Linked DNA regions of Homo sapiens: all the other regions are linked to region 1. A link is a contact called in ENCODE Hi-C or POLR2A ChIA-PET data. All regions are on one chromosome and are shown on one strand. Each heading gives the region's core, a stretch centred on a gene start or an enhancer-like site at or near the end of the contact. The rest is flanking DNA. Distances are from core to core; before and after follow the strand shown. Region 1 holds the start of ADGRG7 (adhesion G protein-coupled receptor G7). Region 2 overlaps CMSS1 (cms1 ribosomal small subunit homolog). Region 3 holds the start of TRMT10C (tRNA methyltransferase 10C, mitochondrial RNase P subunit).

What was found. A loop is a pair of places that touch in the nucleus more often than their neighbours do. ChIA-PET counts read pairs that join two places held with the same protein, here RNA polymerase II (POLR2A). Pooled maps may share reads with other maps.
Region 2: a loop to region 1 is called in a pooled map, with 6 times the contacts of the local background. The contact joins the enhancer-like site here to the promoter of ADGRG7 in region 1. A Hi-C loop is called at or near these places in 1 of 37 single-sample maps with no recorded cell type and 4 of 50 pooled maps. POLR2A ChIA-PET finds 5 or more read pairs at or near these places in 2 of 52 experiments (OCI-LY7 and PC-9).
Region 3: a loop to region 1 is called in a pooled map, with 2.9 times the contacts of the local background. The contact joins the promoter of TRMT10C here to the promoter of ADGRG7 in region 1. A Hi-C loop is called at or near these places in 2 of 37 single-sample maps with no recorded cell type and 4 of 50 pooled maps. POLR2A ChIA-PET finds 5 or more read pairs at or near these places in 1 of 52 experiments (MCF 10A).

What each region holds. Positions count from the first base shown.
Region 1 is chr3:100,607,865-100,611,358 of GRCh38, reverse strand. It overlaps ADGRG7 (adhesion G protein-coupled receptor G7), which reads right to left and starts at 1,758. Exons shown (of 16, transcript NM_032787.3): 1 at 1,388-1,758. The coding sequence starts at 1,502.
Region 2 is chr3:100,045,614-100,048,891 of GRCh38, reverse strand. All of the region lies in intron 1 of CMSS1 (cms1 ribosomal small subunit homolog), which reads right to left. All of the region lies in intron 1 of FILIP1L (filamin A interacting protein 1 like), which reads left to right. Among named protein-coding and RNA genes, the nearest start is that of FILIP1L, 67 kb to the left of the region's middle. RefSeq lists an enhancer at 1,044-1,133. Within about 2 kb of position 1,716, at least 14 of the 41 ENCODE cell types and tissues checked have a DNase peak (open chromatin) inside an H3K27ac peak, as active enhancers do; they include PC-9, where a contact is called at or near this core.
Region 3 is chr3:101,559,848-101,563,276 of GRCh38, reverse strand. TRMT10C (tRNA methyltransferase 10C, mitochondrial RNase P subunit) reads right to left here and starts at 1,409. Exons shown (of 2, transcript NM_017819.4): 1 at 1,274-1,409. RefSeq lists enhancers at 1,274-1,343, 1,354-1,423.

The DNA of each region.
Region 1 (3,494 bases), core at 509-3,008:
AGGAAAAAAGGAACGGGGGGAAGGAAGGGAGGAAGGAAGGAAGGAAGGAAAGAAGAAAGGAAGGAAGGAAGGAAGGAAGGAAGGAAGGAAGGAAGGAAGGAAGGAAGGAAGGAAAAACAAACAAACAAAACTTTGTGAAGTATGTCCTTTAAATGAGGTCTTATAAATTTGGCAGCCTTAATGGGGTAAAATCCATAGTTCATAATTTTTTAACCTGAATGAAACTATTTTACAACCTTAAACAAACAAAAACACATTTGCTCCAAGTTTAAATTTTACTATTTTTGTTCTGGTAAATTTTCTCATTCTAGTTCTCTAAATACTATCGATACAGTATTCTCTAAATACTGGTTAGGGCGGTGGGGTAGGGGGAGGACAAATCCATCCCCAGCTACCACTCCATCAGCAGCCAGTATGTCAGATCCCTCTGTTGGTCTTCAACACTGGATCTTTGCAGCCATGCTCCATGCTCCTGCTAGCTCCCCAACCTTCTGTCCTCCCCAGTTACCTGCTCAGAGGGCATACTGCCTCTCCTGCTGCCTTTCCCGATCGGCATTATTTACCCTTATTTATTGTTTCATTAGAAGCTTTCTCTGATTTTCACGAAAGGGAGTATGTAGCCCATCCAACATTGAATTCCTTTACGGAGAAGCTCTACAGCCCAAGGGATCCAGCATTAGGATCATTGAAATTTCGCGTTCTGAGTTCCAGCGGGCTTTTCTTTAACATCATTGTTTTACTCACTACTTCCCCTCCCACGTCCTCCTTTTCCAGGCCAGCTCTGGCACACAGCGGGGGACTAACAAATGTTCGTTGAATAATCAGGAAAGTCATTTAAAAATGGTTTTTAAATTTTTGATTAGTTTCCTACATCTGGAAAGTGGGAAATTTGTATGCAAACCATGAGATCATTTCACTTAAACCTTAGTGATGAGTTTCTTTAACTTCTCTCTTAAAATGAAATTCCATTCTGTGTATGTTTGATTGTATGTGTGTTATGCATGTGTGTGTATGTGTTTGATGCATGTGTGTGTCCTTGTTCATAACGATTTACCCTTTCCTGAATTTAGCCAAACAGACCTAAATGTGTGTTACTAATCGTTTTAATTATTACTCTTCTACCAATTCAGTCTGGAGTTAAAAGAGCATAAAGAGGCCAATTCAATTATGTCACTCTTCCCCCTGCCCACTCACACCCACACCTATTCATTTCTATTCAACCATCTGCTAGGCTTAACTGACTTGGTCTTTTATATCCCATAAATGGCACCTTGGTGGAATGCCTCAGACTGGACAAGGTACCTCCCAGTACTTGTGCACCAGGTGGCAGGGACAGAGGTCCCATACCTTCTCTTACTCTGAGTTAAACATAGCAGGACAACATTACCTCTTTGGATCCTGATCACAATCCTCCAGATGCCCAGTCCCAAAATGATGCCAGTCAGTAGTCCACACACGACAGCCACCAGCACCCTAAGGTTCCAGGCACGGCAGGAAGCCATGGTGAAGCCAAACCACAAATCCACTCCTGGGTGAGAAATAACTAGCTTCTTTTCTTCTTGAGCTAAAAAGTTTAATCGGAAACTATTCTAAAACAGAAAAACAAGTCCTCCCCTCAGTGATCTGTCAGATGGATGTCTTTGTATTTTAGGACTTTTGAGGCTAATCCAGTAGGATGCAGTTTGAATCTCCTAATAAAAGGTGCATACTCTGCTTTCAATTTCCTCATCCTTCACTCAAGGAGAACATGAAAAAAGTGATTAGAGTTATGGGAATAGGGAGATAACTCAGGGCAATAAAGAAGAAGGGGAGGGACTAGCCACAAGGGTCAAAGAGTGAATGCCCAGACAAGCCACAGAGTGAAGGAAGGGAACAAAATAGAAGAAACCAAAGAGGAAATCACAAAGGCAGTGGTTGCCAGTAGTCACCTATGGCTCGGCTTCCTGTATTTTTGTCTTGGGAGGGTACAGCAGAGATAGACTGGCAGGTGCTTCAGACCACACAAAACACTCTCTCGGGGAAATGAACTAGGTTGTCAATAAGAGGATAAATGGCAATCACCACACATGGTTTTTAGCGCTTGCATTTCTTTAAGGAGCCTACATTTTGACAGATGCAGTTGGTGAGTGTGCATACTGGCACAGGCTGGGTCTTGACAAGCACTAAAGCCCAGCATGATAACCCACCTGCTATGGGCTGAATTGTGTCCCCTCCAACATTCATATGTTGGAGTCCTAACCTTCGGTACCTCAGAATGAGGCCTCACATGGAGATGTGGTTACTGCAGAGGTGATCGAGTTAAAACGAGTTTGTTAGGGTGGTCACTAATCAATATGGCTGGTGTCCTCATAAGAAGAAGAAATCTGAACACAGACATGAATACAGAAAGATGATCTGAAGAGACAGAGAGAGAAGACGGCCATCTACAAGAGAGAGTCCTCAGAAGGAACTGGCTCTGCTGACACCTTGACTTGACTTCTAGCCACCCAAACTGTAAGACAACAAATTTATGTTGTTTAAGCCACCCAGTTTGTGGTACTTTATTAGAGCAGCCCTGGGAAACTAATACATCATCAGAGTAACTACAAACTGGTGTCTCTCTATAGATGCAGCTCTGACCCTCTCCTGCCCAGGCTCCCATGTTCTCCTTCCCTACCCTCTACCCTTACAGGGAAGAACAGATACATGAACATTCACCTCCTCAATCACAGTTTTGTTTTGGTAGAGAGAACAGATGCTCTGGTCTTCTCTGGACACTCCCTTGCTTCATCAAATCCATATTAAATGCCTTTAATGTGTTTGAATTGGTACAAGACATGAACAGGGTCCTCAAAGAACTCATAATTTCTCAGGGGTGAGATACCTAGATATAGCCACCTATAAGGCAAGTCATAACTGCTAAAATAAAAGATCATCATATTTAATTATTATGGAGTGCAGGTGCTCCTTGACTTACAATAAGATTACATCCCAATAAATCCACCTTAAGTTAAAAAATATCTTAAGTCAAAACGCATTAAATATACACCTAACCTGCTGAACATCCTTGCTTAGGCTAGCCTACCTTAAATGTGCCCAAAACACATACAATAGCATAAAATTGGGCAAAATCATCTATCACAAAGCCTATTTTATAATAAAGTGGCGAATATCCCATGTGATATATTGAATACTGTAGTGAAAGTGAAAAACAGAATGGTTGTATGGGTACCCCAAACATGGTTTCTACTGAATGCATATTGCTTTTGCACCATGGTGAAGTTGAAAAATCAGAAGTGAAAAAAACCATCATAAATTGGAAACCTATGTACTAGCCCGTTACTACCTACATACCAGCCCATTAATTCCTTCAGGAAGTATTCAGCAAGGCTTTACCAAAAAAGGCTTTACACTTAAACTGACCTTTAGTTAACCCCCAAACACTATGGGGGTTTCCAATTCTCTGTGACATTCACTTTATAAATGTTTTGCTATAAACATAAGGCCCTAACTTT
Region 2 (3,278 bases), core at 467-2,966, 560 kb after region 1:
ATCAGTCTAGGCCATCATATCAACCTTATATAATTCTGCACAACAGATTTTTTTTTAAAGAGTAAAATACAATTTTAGAAGCAGAAAGAAAATGTCCTAGGAGAAAAACCTAGGGCTAGTTAGGAAAATCTGGAATCCCAGTCTTTGTCCATGTACAGGGGCTGAGAAACATAAAACCCACCTGGACTTGATTGCTTCCTTTAGTGAGATGTTAACAGAGTGGAAATGATTCCTGATTTGGCTTTTATTTTCCCTCTCTAAATGGCAGTCCAAAAAAGTGGTGCAAGAATCACCTGGCACCTCAATTACCATGCTCAGTTTCTCCCCTGACACTGTGTGGTGGGTTGTGTCACAATAACTTTGCACCCACAGATATGGCTTCAGGGTGGGCTCTGACTGAGATGGAGTGAGCTCCGTGTCACAGCTTGCCTCGGTTAGCCACAGCTGCAGGGAAGAGCTGGCTCTACTCTTCCTCCTCTTTCCCCAACTCACCCCAAGCAAATGCTTCAAGCAGCTGCCATACTTGAGGGCTGGCAGTGCCGAAGGCTCTGAAGGTCTGGAAAGGGGAGAAATGAGGGGCCTCTGGGACTAAAGCATAACCAAATTAAGGGATAAACAAGTGAGTTAACTTTAAGTCTATTGCTAGTTTTCCTAGTAAAATAAAGACAGTGGAAGGATTTGGTCTGGACCTATCTGTCCCCTTCCCTGAGGGCTGTTCAGCAGAGCTTGGGACCTGGTCATTTGTGGGGCAAACAGGGCCAGAATGCAGGAAGACAATGCAAGCACAAGTGGACTTGGATTGTGGCTGTTTGGCCCCTATATGCCAGCTTGCCTGGGACAGTCCCTTACTACTAATTTAAACCCTTTCACTTTCACAAGCTATGGCCCAGTGTTTCTTAGGAGGGTATATTTACACTATAGGAGGGACAATTCGTTCTTTCATGAGTCTGCTCAACTCACCATAGAAAATTTGCCTACTAAGTGCCAGAAGCTACCTCCATCCTATCATTTTTCGCCCACCCTGTCATTTTGACAACCAAAAATGCCTTCCTTTTTTTTTTCAAATGCCTTCTGGGGAGAGCAGTGAGGCCCAGACGCACAGCCACTGAATGCCCTGTCAGTTAAAAGAGGAAGCAGAGGCTAAGAGAGGTGAAATGATTTGATTGAGGCTATAGCTAGACAGTGGCAGGGGCATTGTTTCTTGACTTCACATACAGTGAGGCTTCCAGAAGGACAAAACTCTACTGTCTCTTGACAGACACCTGCAGTTGAATCACTGTTTGCGGAGGCATAAACTGCAGGGAAAGAATTTACATGTGGTAATACCAGTGTTTTATTTGTGGCCACTTAATCATTCGCAGTCAGTAGCTTTATGACCCTCGCTGGTTTCAGAGGTTATGAATAATAATGGTATTCTTTAAGGAGGACATGATACTTTAGTTTTTTTAAACACATAGAATTTGGAGTTAAGTCATAAAAGCTTTCCAGAAAGGAAGAGGAGAGTTGTCATTAATTTTTAAATGCATGAAGCTTAAAGAGGGATTTACAATAATAGCATCAATAAATATGCTTTGGAAGCACCTTTTCTTCAAGGAATTCAAAACCTTTTTTTCTTCTAAAAATGTTTAAAGATATATTGTTCTCAAAAGAAGAAAATAACAACACTTCCCTCCGATAGTTTTTACTAGTTTCACTTCCTTAAAAGCATTTAATCCTGAAAATAACCCTAGAAAGGTAGGCAGAGAAAGTATTATACCCATTTTACCAACAAGGAAATTTAGGTTAGAAAACTTCAATGGCTAAACATTTAGCAGTTTTGGACCTTCAAAACCTGAGGACAATACCCTTTACATTTTATCTTGAAAACTCAAGTCGGGAGCACTGTTGATAGTCAATTATTATATTTACTTAAATAACAGCCTCTTTCTCCATGATTTAGGAGGAAATATTTTTTCCCTCTACCTAATTACTCATGGTCATTTGTTCTGCCTACCAACAGTAGTCCTGAACCATGGAAAATAGGAAAACTGGGTTACTTGGCCACTCACCACTCACTGAGCACTTACTATCTATTAGGCCCTGGCTGAGGTATTGAAGATACAAAGGCTAATCAGACCTGGCCTTATCAGGTTTGAAGGGTTCAAAACCATCTTGAGAGCATTTTGAGTATTTTTCTCACTTCTGTCAGCGCTGACTTATTTCTATTACCTGGAGCTGAGATGGCCAAGTGGTTGGTTGTGATTTTGCCCAGGCCAGGTCATTCCCTGTAATGACAACAGGACCCCTCTTTTGCTAACCTCTCTCCTCACAAAAACATCAACAACAACCAATTGTAACAACAATCCCAAATCCTGGGGGGAGTTGGGGAATTCTAGATTTATAATCTCTGTATATACAACAAGCTCTAGAGATAAAACTATGATCTACCAGTTAGGCTACTACTAGTAAACTTAAAAAAAAAAAAAGGTTGTTTACTTTCAGTGACAACTTTGAGAAATAGGTGAACAACCTGATACTTTTAACTACATTGCCAAATATAAAAATAATTCTGCAAATTCTGAATTTCCCTTTTTAAGACATGTCTGAGGCATAAGGAGGAGTGGACTATCTAGAATTAGGAATTTTCACAACTCTAAAGAAGTTACTGGATCCAAACGCTGGAATATCCTGGCCCTGATCAGTTTCAAGTATTCAGGATTAGATTCATAGAGTTATCAGTGCCCTGGGAAATTTGATGAGCCTGTTATTGAGAATACAGCTATTTAGCTGTGAAGCCTTGGGGGAAAACCAAGCAGTCATCATGTTACAATTCCTCACTATTCTCTTGCCTCTCCATACCCTTTCCTTAAAAAATAAACAAACAAAGCAAGCATGTGGCAAACATGTTTCCATTTTTCCACCAAGAATGCAGATGTGACAGCTTCTTCCCCTTCCCTTCTCTCATCCACCCCAGCTCCGCCTCCTCCCCCTTCCCCAGTGACCTCATCCCTGCGCAGAAAGGACACCAGCTGCAGGGAGGGTCAGACTCCACCAAGTGGGATCATTATCATCATTAGGAATGCCAAGAAGCCCAGAAGGCCTTGCTGACATGTGCAATGTGTTACAGCTTTCTGTGGTTTCCCCACATTCACAGCAAAGCTGCCGTCTGGAAATGTAAAGGCTTTGCCTTCCTAAAAATAATGTTACCAGAAGAATATTTAGACAGATATTTCTCAACAAATCAATCAGTCACTGCAGCAGCAATAATGAGAACCCACCAAGATGAAGAACCTGGGGGC
Region 3 (3,429 bases), core at 160-2,659, 950 kb before region 1:
CTGAAGTGGGGCGATTCTTCTACTTCCCAGGTACTCGTGAGGCTGATGTAGAAGAATCGCTTGAATAAGGGGGGCGGAAGTTGCAGTGAGCCGAGATTTTGCAACAAAATCTGTTGCAGTGAGCGACAGAGTAAGACTGTCTCAAAACAACAAAAACAAACAAAAAACACCTCAAACGCAACAAATCGAAATAACCCCTCTACCTTTGCTTCACAATCTGATCCTCCTTCAATGTTCTGTTTCAAGGGATATTGCTATCCATTGGTATTGTTCCCAACATATATTTCTAAGCTTATTGCGGCCAGGTCAGCAGCATCTCTAGCTATTCTTCACCTCACACTTCAAGTATTCCACCATTACTTTTCACAGCACTCTGGTGCCTATGACAGTACTTCTAACACTGCACTGTAATTGCCTGGTTATCTATTTGCCTCACTAGATGGTAAGGACTAACTAGTGTCCATGAGGACAAGGACTTTGTCTATAATGTTAACATTGAATCCAATGCTTGACAGTATTTGGCTCACAGTAATCACGCAAATATTTTTCTAATACCCTAGATCGATGCTTCCTTCATTAAAAAAAAAAAAAAGAAAAAAAAAGTTCAGCCTCCCTTTATTATTTTTTTTGAGACGGAGTCTCGCTCTGTCACTCCAGGCTGGAGTATAGTGGCGCGATCTCGGCGCAAGCTCCGCCTCCCAGGGTTCACGCCATTCTCCTGCCTCAGCCTCCCGAGTAGCTGGGACTACAGGCACCCGCCACCACGCCCGGCTATTTTGTATTTTTAGTACAGACGGGGTTTCACTGTGTTAGCCAGGATGGTCTCGGATCTCCTGACCTCGTGATCCGCCCACCTCGGCCTCTCATTGTGCTGGGATTACAGGCGTGAGCCACCGCGCCCGGCTCAGCCTCCCTTTAAAGAGAAAACAATTTACTTTAGAATCCCGGAAATATTTAACTGGGGTCCCCAGGCCCCAATCTAATAAACATTGATTTCAGAAGGAGTTTTAAAAGTTTTATTCTTGTAACTGGCAAGGACTTAGAATACCACAGAAATGAAAACCCCAATTGTAAAAAGCAATCAAGTACATCATTTCAGGAACCACTGATTTTGTTTCAGGTACTGTACTAGTTATAGTTTATTAAAATCACTGGGCTTCCTCTTACCCGTGGGCCTTCCGAACGCACATGCTCCACTAAGTGCATCTTGGAACGTCTCCGGCGTCCTCCCACCCCCAACACACACATTAGGCGAAAGAAGAAACTCGCTTACCAGGAGTGCAGAGATAGTGGTTCCCGCTGGCGCAAAGAACAGGGACCCTGGAGGACGAAGGACTCCGACGTACGGACGCCCAGGGATCCGCGCCGAAGCTAGCACGCAGCCTACCCAACAGTCTACACAGCCGACCAGAGCGGTCGCTGGGGCTCAGCCGGAAGTTCCGCCCTCTCCCTTCCGGCGCTGCTTTTTACGTCACAGCACGCAAAGAACGCTTTCTTGGCTAAAAGAAGCGCCTTAGAGGAGACGGCTGTCAGTAGGCAACTGGGTACTCGAAGACTACGCTCTCAGTTGTCACGGAGTTGTAGCTGTGTTGTGTTGTGTTTTCCTCCATATATCCTAAAAACTTCTTCTGGGCCGGGCCAGTTGGCTTACGCCTGTTATCCCAGTGCTTTGGGCGGCCGAGGCGGGCGGATCACTTGGGGTCAGGAGTTTGAGACCAGCCTGGCCAACATAGTGAAACCCCGTCTCTACTAAAAATACAAAAATTAGCCAGGTGTGGTGGCGCGCGCCTGTAATCCCAGTTGCTCGGGAGGCTGAGGCAGGAGAATCGCTTGAACCTGGGAGGCGGAGGTTGCGGTGAGCTGAGATCGCGCCACTGCACTCCAGCCTGGGCGACAGAGCAAGACTCTCTGTCTCAAAAAAAAAAAAAAAAAAAAAAAAAAACTGTTTCTAATCCTCTTTTCAACCTACTCTCTGTTTGGGCCCTGTATTTATAAACATTTGCTGACAGAGTACTAAAATAAAGTATGTTTTTTTCACACGTCTTCTTACTCAGCTTCAAACTCCTTGACGCTAGGACTTTAAACTCCTAATCTTTTTGACCAGTTTATCACCAGTACCTGGCACTATGCTTGGAACGTGATAAGCCACGGTAAGTTTCTGTCTCCTCCTAGCTCATTTGGAAAGTTTAATGTGAAATGAAATTAAAACACATTTGTAAATTGGTGGCCTTTGGGGCCAATTCAGCCTCCACATATATTTGTAACCAAACACAGAATGAACATATTCTGCAGCCATTCTACTCCTAGTAATATACCCAAAGAAATTGAAAGCAGAGACACAAACAGACACTTGTACTCTAATGTCATTGTAGCATTATTGATAATAACCAAAAGGTGGAAGCAACCCAAATATCCATGAACAGATGAATAGATTAAAAAATGTTGCATGTACATACAATGGAATATTATTCAGTCTTAAAAAGGAATGAAGTTCTGATACATGGTACAACATGGATAAACTTTGGAGGCATTATACACTGAGATAAGCCAGGCACAAAAGGACAAATATTGTATAAGTCCACCTATATGAAGTGCCTAGAATAGTCAAATCATAAAGAAAGAAAGTAGAATAGTGTTTACCAGGGGCTGGGGAAAGGGAAGAATGGGCAGTTACTGTTTAATAGGTATGAATTTTCAGTATGGGATGATGAAAAAGTTCTGGAGATGGATAGTAGTGATGGTTGTACAAGAACGTGAATGTACTTAATGCCATTGAACTGTACACTTGAAAATGACTAAAATGGAAATGTTTATATTGTATATAGTTTACTAAAATAAAAGAAGGTAGGCATAGTCTTTTCCAAATGATTTTAAAAAACGAGATCTTGTCTAAGAGACTGATTACTATCATGTTAGAAAGGTGAGGTGGTGATAGCAAAATAATCATGAGTTTACTCCCAAACATGGAAAAAAATCAAGAATAAATATCGTCTAGTAGTTATAACAAATAGCAGTGTAGAGGTTATTTTTTCTTGTTCCTGTTCTTTAAAGAGATACATCTGAAGTTTTTCCATTAATATTTTATGAAGGTTTTTGCTATATGATCTTTGTCAAGTAAAGGAAATTTCATTCTGTTAAGTTTACTAAGATTCTTTATGTGAAAAATCTTTGGAAGTGTTTCTATAAATATAGCAGAACATAATTTATTCAATATGTCTGGGATCTGACCTATTCTAGATTAAGAATATTTCCAGGTTTCAGACATCTTACCTCCAACAAAAAGCACAGTGATTTTCAAAATACGTTTTTTTGTTTTTTTTTTTTGAGACGGAGTCTCGCTCTTTCACCCAGGCCAGAGTGCAGTGGCGCGATCTCGGCTCATTGCAAGCTCCGCCTCCCGGGTTTACGCCATTCTCCTGCCTCAGCCCC